2 separate regions of the Mus musculus genome follow, and region 2 is linked to region 1. The links are chromatin contacts, found by Hi-C or POLR2A ChIA-PET in ENCODE. All regions are on one chromosome and are shown on one strand. Each heading gives the region's core, a stretch centred on a gene start or an enhancer-like site at or near the end of the contact. The rest is flanking DNA. Distances are from core to core; before and after follow the strand shown.

The links. A loop is a pair of places that touch in the nucleus more often than their neighbours do. ChIA-PET counts read pairs that join two places held with the same protein, here RNA polymerase II (POLR2A).
Region 2: a loop to region 1 is called in a map of left cerebral cortex, with 5 times the contacts of the local background. The contact joins the promoter of 1810006J02Rik here to the promoter of Pam in region 1. A Hi-C loop is called at or near these places in 6 of 37 maps with a recorded cell type or tissue (T-helper 17 cell, heart and left cerebral cortex). POLR2A ChIA-PET finds 5 or more read pairs at or near these places in 2 of 5 experiments (both embryonic stem cell).

Annotation. Positions count from the first base shown.
Region 1 is chr1:98,093,102-98,097,313 of GRCm38, forward strand. Pam (peptidylglycine alpha-amidating monooxygenase) reads right to left here and starts at 2,545. Exons shown (of 26, transcript NM_001357127.1): 1 at 2,384-2,545.
Region 2 is chr1:98,129,122-98,133,179 of GRCm38, forward strand. 1810006J02Rik (RIKEN cDNA 1810006J02 gene) reads left to right here and starts at 2,346. Exons shown (of 3, transcript NR_040439.1): 1 at 2,346-2,583.

The DNA of each region.
Region 1 (4,212 bases), core at 1,295-3,794:
GACATTTGTGCCTGTGGTGTCCTGGATAACAAATGTCCCCATAGATTCAATATTTGAACCCAGTATTTGAACAATATTGCTACTGTCTGGGAAAATTACAAAATGTTTAGGTTAAGGGATTCTGTCTTCTATAAATTGCTTTTGATCATGGTGTTTTATCACAGCATCAGACAAGTATCTAATACAATATTAAAGTGTTACTCTATTGAAAACTGTATATTTGCAAGTGGGTAAGATGGCTCAGTGGGTAAAGGTACTTGTCACCAAGTGTGAAACCTGAGTGTGAGACCTTAAGCTGACATGGAGGAAGTAGTGAGCTAGCTACCACAATATGTTCTCTGATTTCCTATGTGTGCCTGTGCCTCCCCCTATAAATAAATTAATATAATAAAGTTATTTTAAGTTATGTTCATAAAAACAAAATTTTCCACTCTCTAGTTATTTTTCTAGGCATTATAATTTCCTTCCCAAGAGGAGGAGAAAAACATCAACGTGGTTACCCAGTTAATTGAAGTTTTGGATAAAATTATGGTAGCTTTTCAGTATTTGATTACCACATAATACAGTGTTTAAGTGAGGGTTCTCAACCTGTGGGTCGAGACCCCTTGAGGGTAAGCTCATTGGGAAAATATTGATATTCACATTATAATTCAAAACATTAGCAAAATCACAGTTATGAACTTATAAAGAAAAAATAATTCTATGGTTGGGGTCACCACAATGTGAGAAACTATATTAAAGGGTCCCGGCATTAGGACCACTGTCTTACTGGCTGCTTTTGCTCTAAAATAGTTATTTCCAAATGTGCGTCTATTTGATGAAACCTGGGCATTTGAGACATTAGTTTTAGAAAGTACATTCTTAGTGAACCTGGTATTTACTCCATTCTGTGAGGCAGCCTCACAAAATTATGACCTACAAGGGCTTATATACAGCTTTCTTGACACTTTCTACAAGCCACGTATTGCTGTTAGAATATGTTTGATGTCCATATAAAGATATAGGTGTCACTAAATTAGTTTAGAAAGCCCTTAAGGGCAAGAAATATATTCCATGTCTTGCTCTATAAAGCACCCAGCAGACTTGCATTGCATAATACAGGGACTCATGAAAATGTCTATTAAATTTAGGCTATAAGAATGACAGGCCTTAGCCATTTAATACAGAGTATAAAGCTGATTTTCTTGGCGGTTTTCCTTATAAGGTAGTTAGAAGACATTAAACGATGTCTCTTGTGTCTGTGATTATCAACTAAGTTTCTGAATTCACTTTACAAAGAAGAAGGTCCCCCCCCCCCCAAATTAATTTTACTTGTAGGATGGAAACAAGACTGTAGAGACAACAAAACATCTGAAGCAAAAGTTCTTGTCTCTAAGACTGGGGCCAGTAGGATCTTCATGGTAGTTGAATTTCTATAACCATGGGAACAGAGATCCATAGCTTAGACATAGGGTTTGCTGGATAAAGGACAGTTTCAGCTCTGTTAACCAGTTCCAGAAAATGCGGTGCTGTCCCTCTCAGACTTAAAGAGCTCCAGGCCAAATTCATCTTTAAGTCACCAAATCTCAGCTTTAGGACCAAACTCAGGTCAGGGACCCACTAGCACAGAGCTTCAGCCTAAGACTTTGGCTCAAAACCACCACACAGCCCTCTAAAATCGTCCCAGCAAGCTCTAAGCAGCCAACAGAACAACGCGTATTTGTCCAGGTCAACAAAGATTCTGATGGAAGAGAGTACCAAGGCCACACAGATGAGGTGACCCAACCAGATTTAGTGAATATAGGAAGTAGTGGGTACTGTCCATCCTGCCTGACAGAGCAATCACCCTTCCCTGGAGGATTACACACACTCTAAAGCTGGCAGAAAACCGCGGGGAGACAGCAGAGCTGGGCTGGCGATGAGGATGGGGAATTTCCATGCTTCCAGGCACTTGCCAGCACTTCAAGCGCCTCAGTCGGTATTCCACGTCCGTAGCTGTCAATCTGCGCGGCCCCTACTAACGCTCAAACTAGTCCTAAGGATCCACTCGGGGTCCCGCGGGGCTTCGCAACCGCCACTTAGAGTTGTCCAAAAGGGGGGCACAAAAAACCCAAGGCGAATGAACAAACGCGCCCAGAAAGGCGAGGGCGCAGTTAAAGTGCCACAGTGGGCACAGCACCGGTGAAGAACGCGGTGGTGCTGACAACCCCAGCACTTGGGAATGCCAGGAAGGCTCGGACGCCGGATGCCAGGACCCCGGCCGCGCCGGAGGAAACCCACCGGGTCCCTGCGCCAGGAAGCCAAGGGACCAGCAGCCCGCTCCCCGCCCCGCCTCTGCCCAACTTCCGCGCCCCGCCCCGCGCCCGACCCTCTCCCCGCCGCGCCCGGCGCCGGCCACACTAACCTGCGCGGCCGCAGGCTCTTCCCGGGACGGAAGCGGGAGCCCGCGGGCGGCGGGCGGAGTTAGTTGGAGGCTCCGGGTCCCAGGGCGGGGACAGGCTGAGCACGCGGCCGCGGCCGCTGCTGGCCTCCTTCCTTCCCGGGCCGCGCGCTGGGCTCCGGGACCGCCCGCTCCCTCCCCCGGGGCGGCTCCCGCCTCGGCTCCGCCTCCAGCCCTCAGAGCCCGGCTTTGGCTTCCCCGCTCCCGGGGAGCGCGCGGCGGGTGCTTGGAGTCCCGGGCGGGTCGGAGGGTGGCCACTGTCCCAAGGTCTCTGGGGAGCGTGGAGAAGGCCAGGGCCCGATAGTCTCTGGGACGCGGCGGAGTCCCGGGTCCTTTCTGGCCAGCCCCGCGCGGTGACCGCGCCAGCTGCGTGGAAAGAGGTAGAGGACGAGATCTGAGTTGGATAGGGGGCTGCTTCCCGAGGGGGTGAGGGACCTCCTTCCTCCTCAGCGCCCTTTGGGCTGGGGCTCTGCCAGGTGGTCTGCACCCGGAGAGAAGATGCTGGTTTCGAACCCTTAGCTGAGGTGTAATTCCATTCGAAGTCACCTCCTGCAGCCAGGTCCCTGAATTCGAACCACACACAGGTTGCATGCGGTTTCCTGGCCAGAACCCCAAGACCAGAGGTTTGCCTTTCCTGACTTCCCACCTCCACCTGCTGTCCCTTTCTGCTTCTGAGGAGCACTCAGCTTTGGCACACAAGACAACCAGACCAGTCCCATCCCGGCATCGCCCTAAAGCAAGAGAAATAGGACAGGATGAGTAAAAGCCAGAAGTGTTGTGTGGTAGAGGTTTGGTCACTGCGCGTTACTATCTGCACACCCCCCCCCCCACGCACACACACACACAATTGAAGAGCTTTTAATAGAAACAGGTATTTAAATCTCCCCTTGTGTAGTGACTTTTGGAGTATTCATGGTGCCCTTGCTGTGCAAAGTCCTCTGCTTCTTTCTCCAGAGTTCCACCATATCTTTTATTTAATCTTATTGTCGCAGCAGATCCCTGTGCTACTGTGGCTCTGCAACCAAGTGCTGGTCTTTTCAAGGAGCTCCTCTCTGCCTCCATCTATGAAGTTCTGTTTGGCAGGATTGGGGGATATTGGAAGAAGGTCACTGAAGATGTGGAAGAAGTCCCTGGAATGAGATGAAGAAAATGCAGTGGAAAGGGGGAGCTAGGGTGAAGGAGGCTATGCTCTCAAGCCACAGGGGAATTCCCAGAAAGAAAATCCATTTCTCCATAGGGAAACTACTTCAGTGACTATCACAGCTTATCAGGCAGCAGTGGTGAGCCAGAGATAAATCAGGTTGACCAGGCCAGTCTGAGCTTTTATTTCTCAACCCAAATTCCAGGGAAAGCCTTTGACCCTAGGTTCTCAGGTAGAGATAAGAAATTCTTTGTAGAAACTAAATGTCATAAAAAGACGTCAGAAACAGATTCAGTTTACTGATGAGGGCGACACACACTAGGGCTGATCTTTGGCATTGCTCCTAAGTCATTTCTTTACCCTGGTCTAAATGAAACAAGCTCTTAAAACCCTTTTTGAAGCAAGGTGTCATTGAGATAGCCACTCTTCTGTGCTCTCTGTATGCACATTCATAGATATATGTGCCTTCTCCAATACAAACAAATAAACAAATGGTTAATTTTTTGTGAGAGAAGAAAACTTGATTTAGTGTTCTCAGGCTGTAGTGGACTTTTTTTTTTTTTTAATACAATACCTTCTGATCCCAAGAAAATTTCTTGTTCACAGGTGTGTGTGTGTGTGTGTGTGTGTGTGTGTGTGTGTGTGTGTGTGT
Region 2 (4,058 bases), core at 1,096-3,595, 36 kb after region 1:
CTGTGAAAGGCCAGGAGAAGCCATTGGTGAAAGTGCAGCCTCAATTGTAGCAGAAATCCCAGCATTTTGGAGATGTCAGTAGCCTCAGCATATGTCCCAGGACAGAGCAAATGTGGAGTGGATCTGACCTGATCCTGTGAGACAGGCGGCACATGCTGTGGAATGCAGAGCTGGAGAGGAGCCACCTAAACCCTTTGAGGCCAGAAGATCAGGAGTCCCAGAACTGACACTGAACTCTGTCCTGTTGGACTTGACAATGTTGCTTTTCTTTGATTGTGACTATGCCCTCCCTGTGTCTTCCCTCTTGAAGTAAGAATGTATTTACCTTCTTTTGTGATTTTTCCAGAGCCCACAATTGAGGCACCTGGTATACTTTAGACACACTTTGAACTTTGAACTTTGCCAAATGCTAAGACTCGAGTGTTTTAAAGGGAATGGATTTTGAAAGTATTTGAATTTTTAAAGACTCTGGGACTTTTAAAGCCCAGGATGTATTTTTATATCAAGATACTGCTATTCATATGAGAACTCCAAGGTGAACAAGAAAGGAAAGGTTATGGTTTGATAGTTATGCATTTGTGTGTCAAGCTGACAAGGGTCAGTTGTGTGTGTGTGTGTGTGTGTGTGTGTGTGTGTGTGTGTGTGTGTGTTTATTAACTTGAAGCAAACTTGTAATGAGGGAACAGAGTGAGTGCCAGGACAGCCAGGGCTACACAGAGAAACCCTGTCTCAGGAAAAAAAAAAAAAAAAAAAGAAAGAAAGAAAGAAAATACCTCCATAAGAACAACCTGTTTGGAAACCTGTGGAGAATTGTCTTGATTAGTGATAGATGTGGGCAGCACTAGCCCGGGGCAGGTGGTTCTGAGCTGTATAAAAAGGCAGGCTGAGCAACCTGTGGGGAAGAAGGCAGTAAGCCGTGGTTCTAGGTGGTGGTTGACCTTCCTATTGCTGCAGCCCTTAAACAGGTTCCTCATGCTGTGGTGAACTGCCACCCACCAACCATAAAAGTCCTTCCTTCCTAACTGTAGTCTTGCTACTGTGTCGTAAGTCCCTGATATGCAAAGACTTAGAGGGTTGCAGCTCACAAGTTGAGAACCACTTAGCATAGTGTCTGTGGCCTCACTTCCTGCCACCAGGTTCCTGCCCTGACTTTCCTTAGTTACAGGAGTATAATTTGAGGCTTGAAAGATGAAATAAACCCTTTCCCTTCCCAAGCCAGGTTTGGTCATGGTGTTTTATCACACCAAACTCTAAGACAAGAGGCTTGGATACGTAACAGTGTAACATCTCTTTTTGTGAACCTTTGCTTTTCTTTTCTAAATTTCTCTCTCTTGGGTGTGTGTGTGTGTGTGTGTGTGTGTGTGTGTGCATGCTTGAATGTGGTGACCTATGGAGATGGCATTATTCTTTAAAGGTCATTTTCCTTGATTTTTGAAACAGGGCCTCTCATTGGCCTTGTATGTCAATTGACCTAGCTTGCCAAACACTCTAGGCTGACCGACCAGTGAGCCACCAGAATCCTCCTGTCTCTACCTCTCCAGTGCTGGAATGAAGCTTTCAGCCCAGCAGAGTCAAGTTTTTGTGGTTACTGTTGTTACTTTGTTCTGTTTTTCCTGTGAGTCCTAGGGACTGAACCCAGGTCCTCGTGCTTGGAAAACAAGTGCTTCAGCGACTAAGCTCTCTCCCTCTGGCCCCTTAGTTCTCCCTTTAAGAGTTCAGTTTTCTTTCAGAATATGACTGAGAAAGAAAACATACTGTATTTTAAAAGGATGAATCCATTCAATTCCATTGCTCATCAACATTGTATGCTATCTATAAGTGCAGAGAGGATCTTGGCCTGGGGGAACAAGAGCCAGAGCAATGGGTTAGACATCTCTGTGTAAAACCTGCCCTCCTCCTTTCCATCTCTACAGATTCAGGCAACTTCTGTGCTCCTCTTTTATATACTCAATTGGAAAATGGAGCTAACAATAAGAACTAATTATGTTTTGGGCAAGAGTAAATGAGATAATACACTTAGAGGGCTGATTAAATGAGATGATACATTTAGAGGACCCCACAAGTGACTTTGTGAAAAGGCATCTAGTAAGTATATATTCTAATAGTAGGTTACATGAAATATTGATATCATTATGAAAGTGAGACCTTCCTATCCATCTGTTCCATGTAAGAATAATTATTAACTATGTAACCAAAACATACACCAAGCCTCTTTCCACATTAGAAGAAGAGGAAGTGACTTCAATTAGAGACGAGAGAATTGTTCTGAGTATTTGCTAGAGGAAATGAAGCTGAATGCTATATAAGGAAATGGTCTTTGAAAGGAGAGAGACCAGAGGAAATACAGCTCGAGGAAGGCATTTCTACAGCTTATGCCTAAAACACAGCGCCTGGAGTAGTAGCTTGAATGTTTCTGGACTCAAGGAATCTCAGAAGTAGACCTACAGGGAGGCAAGATAGTTTCTCACTGCCTGTTCTATCACCATGGATGGCATTATCTCAGTGTGGGCTACTGAACGCTGGTGATATCTAGGCAGAATCCAGGAACTCAGTAAGTCGAGGAACAGAGGCCTCTCACGAGGGGTGAGTTGACTATTAAATAAGTCTCTTCAGTCACGTACCTTTACTGAAATATTTTTATCTTCTGTAATCCCGTAGCCTTCAGGACCGAAAGATTTAAACATGTCAGCCTTGTTTCTGGTATAGAATAAATGTTGTAGGTAAAACAGTGTTTCATCCATGCAACAGAATAGTTAATTTTGGAATGGAACAATACTCCTTCCTTACGCTTAGGCAGTGACTAAACAGAGTAAGAGTCTGAAAAATTTTGAAGGGTAGAATAAGAATTACACTCTGTAAACCAGAACAGGAGTTTGCTTGAGGGCTCTGGTCTTTTTGATTTAGGTGTAAGGCGAAATAATTTACTGAGAGTAACTATGACAGGTGTGAGTTAGGTGCCTTGAGACACATTTCCAAGCAGCTGCTGTACAATAGGGAGTCAATTAGAGTTAAATAAAAGAATTGCTGAGCAGCACTTGGTCCCCAACTGAAGAATCCAATCCAATGCAATTAAAGGAAGACAAAGAGAGAGGGCAGGGGATGGAGAAAGGTAGGGAGGCAAAGGCAGAAAGAAGAGAGAGAGAGGCTCTGGACAAGTGAAGGTGAAGACATGGGGAGTCTTTTTGGAAGAGCTCAGTTTAAATCTTAAGAGCAGATGTTGTCCTTTGGGATTACATCGACATTGAAGAGGGAGGTTATCACGGTGTGGTTTCCAGTTGTGAACAGGGAGAAGGAGCTTATGTCAGCCATGCATTTAAGTAATTTTTTCAAACATAGAATAATCTAAAATAAACCGACAAAGTCTATTGAACAAGCAATTAAGTTACTTAATGGTCTGTGCCCCTGTTTAATTGGCTCGTTTCTGAAGATACTCTAACTGTAGGTTATAGGCAATTTTAAAGGGATAATAGATATAATGAAATCAGTAGCAGGAATATGAAAAAATTAAATACAATTAACCAACTGAGCTATAAGGTGATAATTAAAATCATTCATTCATTTAAAGGTGGGATAACTTTTATGCCTTATTGTTCCTATCTGCTACGTTTTACTTTTCCTAATCTCAGAAGCCAGACTATGGGTTTATGTAAGTGGGCTGAAAATAGACATGAAAATAATCAAAGGAAATAGTTTACTTCACATTTCTATTTTTATGGACTGCCAGGGCCAGAAGGGCATTGTATGTATACCCCAAAGACCACATCGCAGAGCGTGGAAGCAGGTCTTGGTTCACGCTAGAGACTTTCATAGATGACTTGTGACCTGGAACTTGGCCATCACTTATTCACTCACCATAGCTACTGATGGCACCAGAATTTTAAGAGCAGTGCTTCAGAGTTAAATCATCATAGTAATGAACAGCCGATTAGCAGAAAGCTGTGCGCATGCTCCAACTCTCACCTACAGCTAATTTCCTTGGGGGCGAAAGCAGGTAGGAAACAGAGTGCTGGAGAAGGTGGAGGGGCATCAAAGGCATGCCTCTGTGTCATATTCTTCTC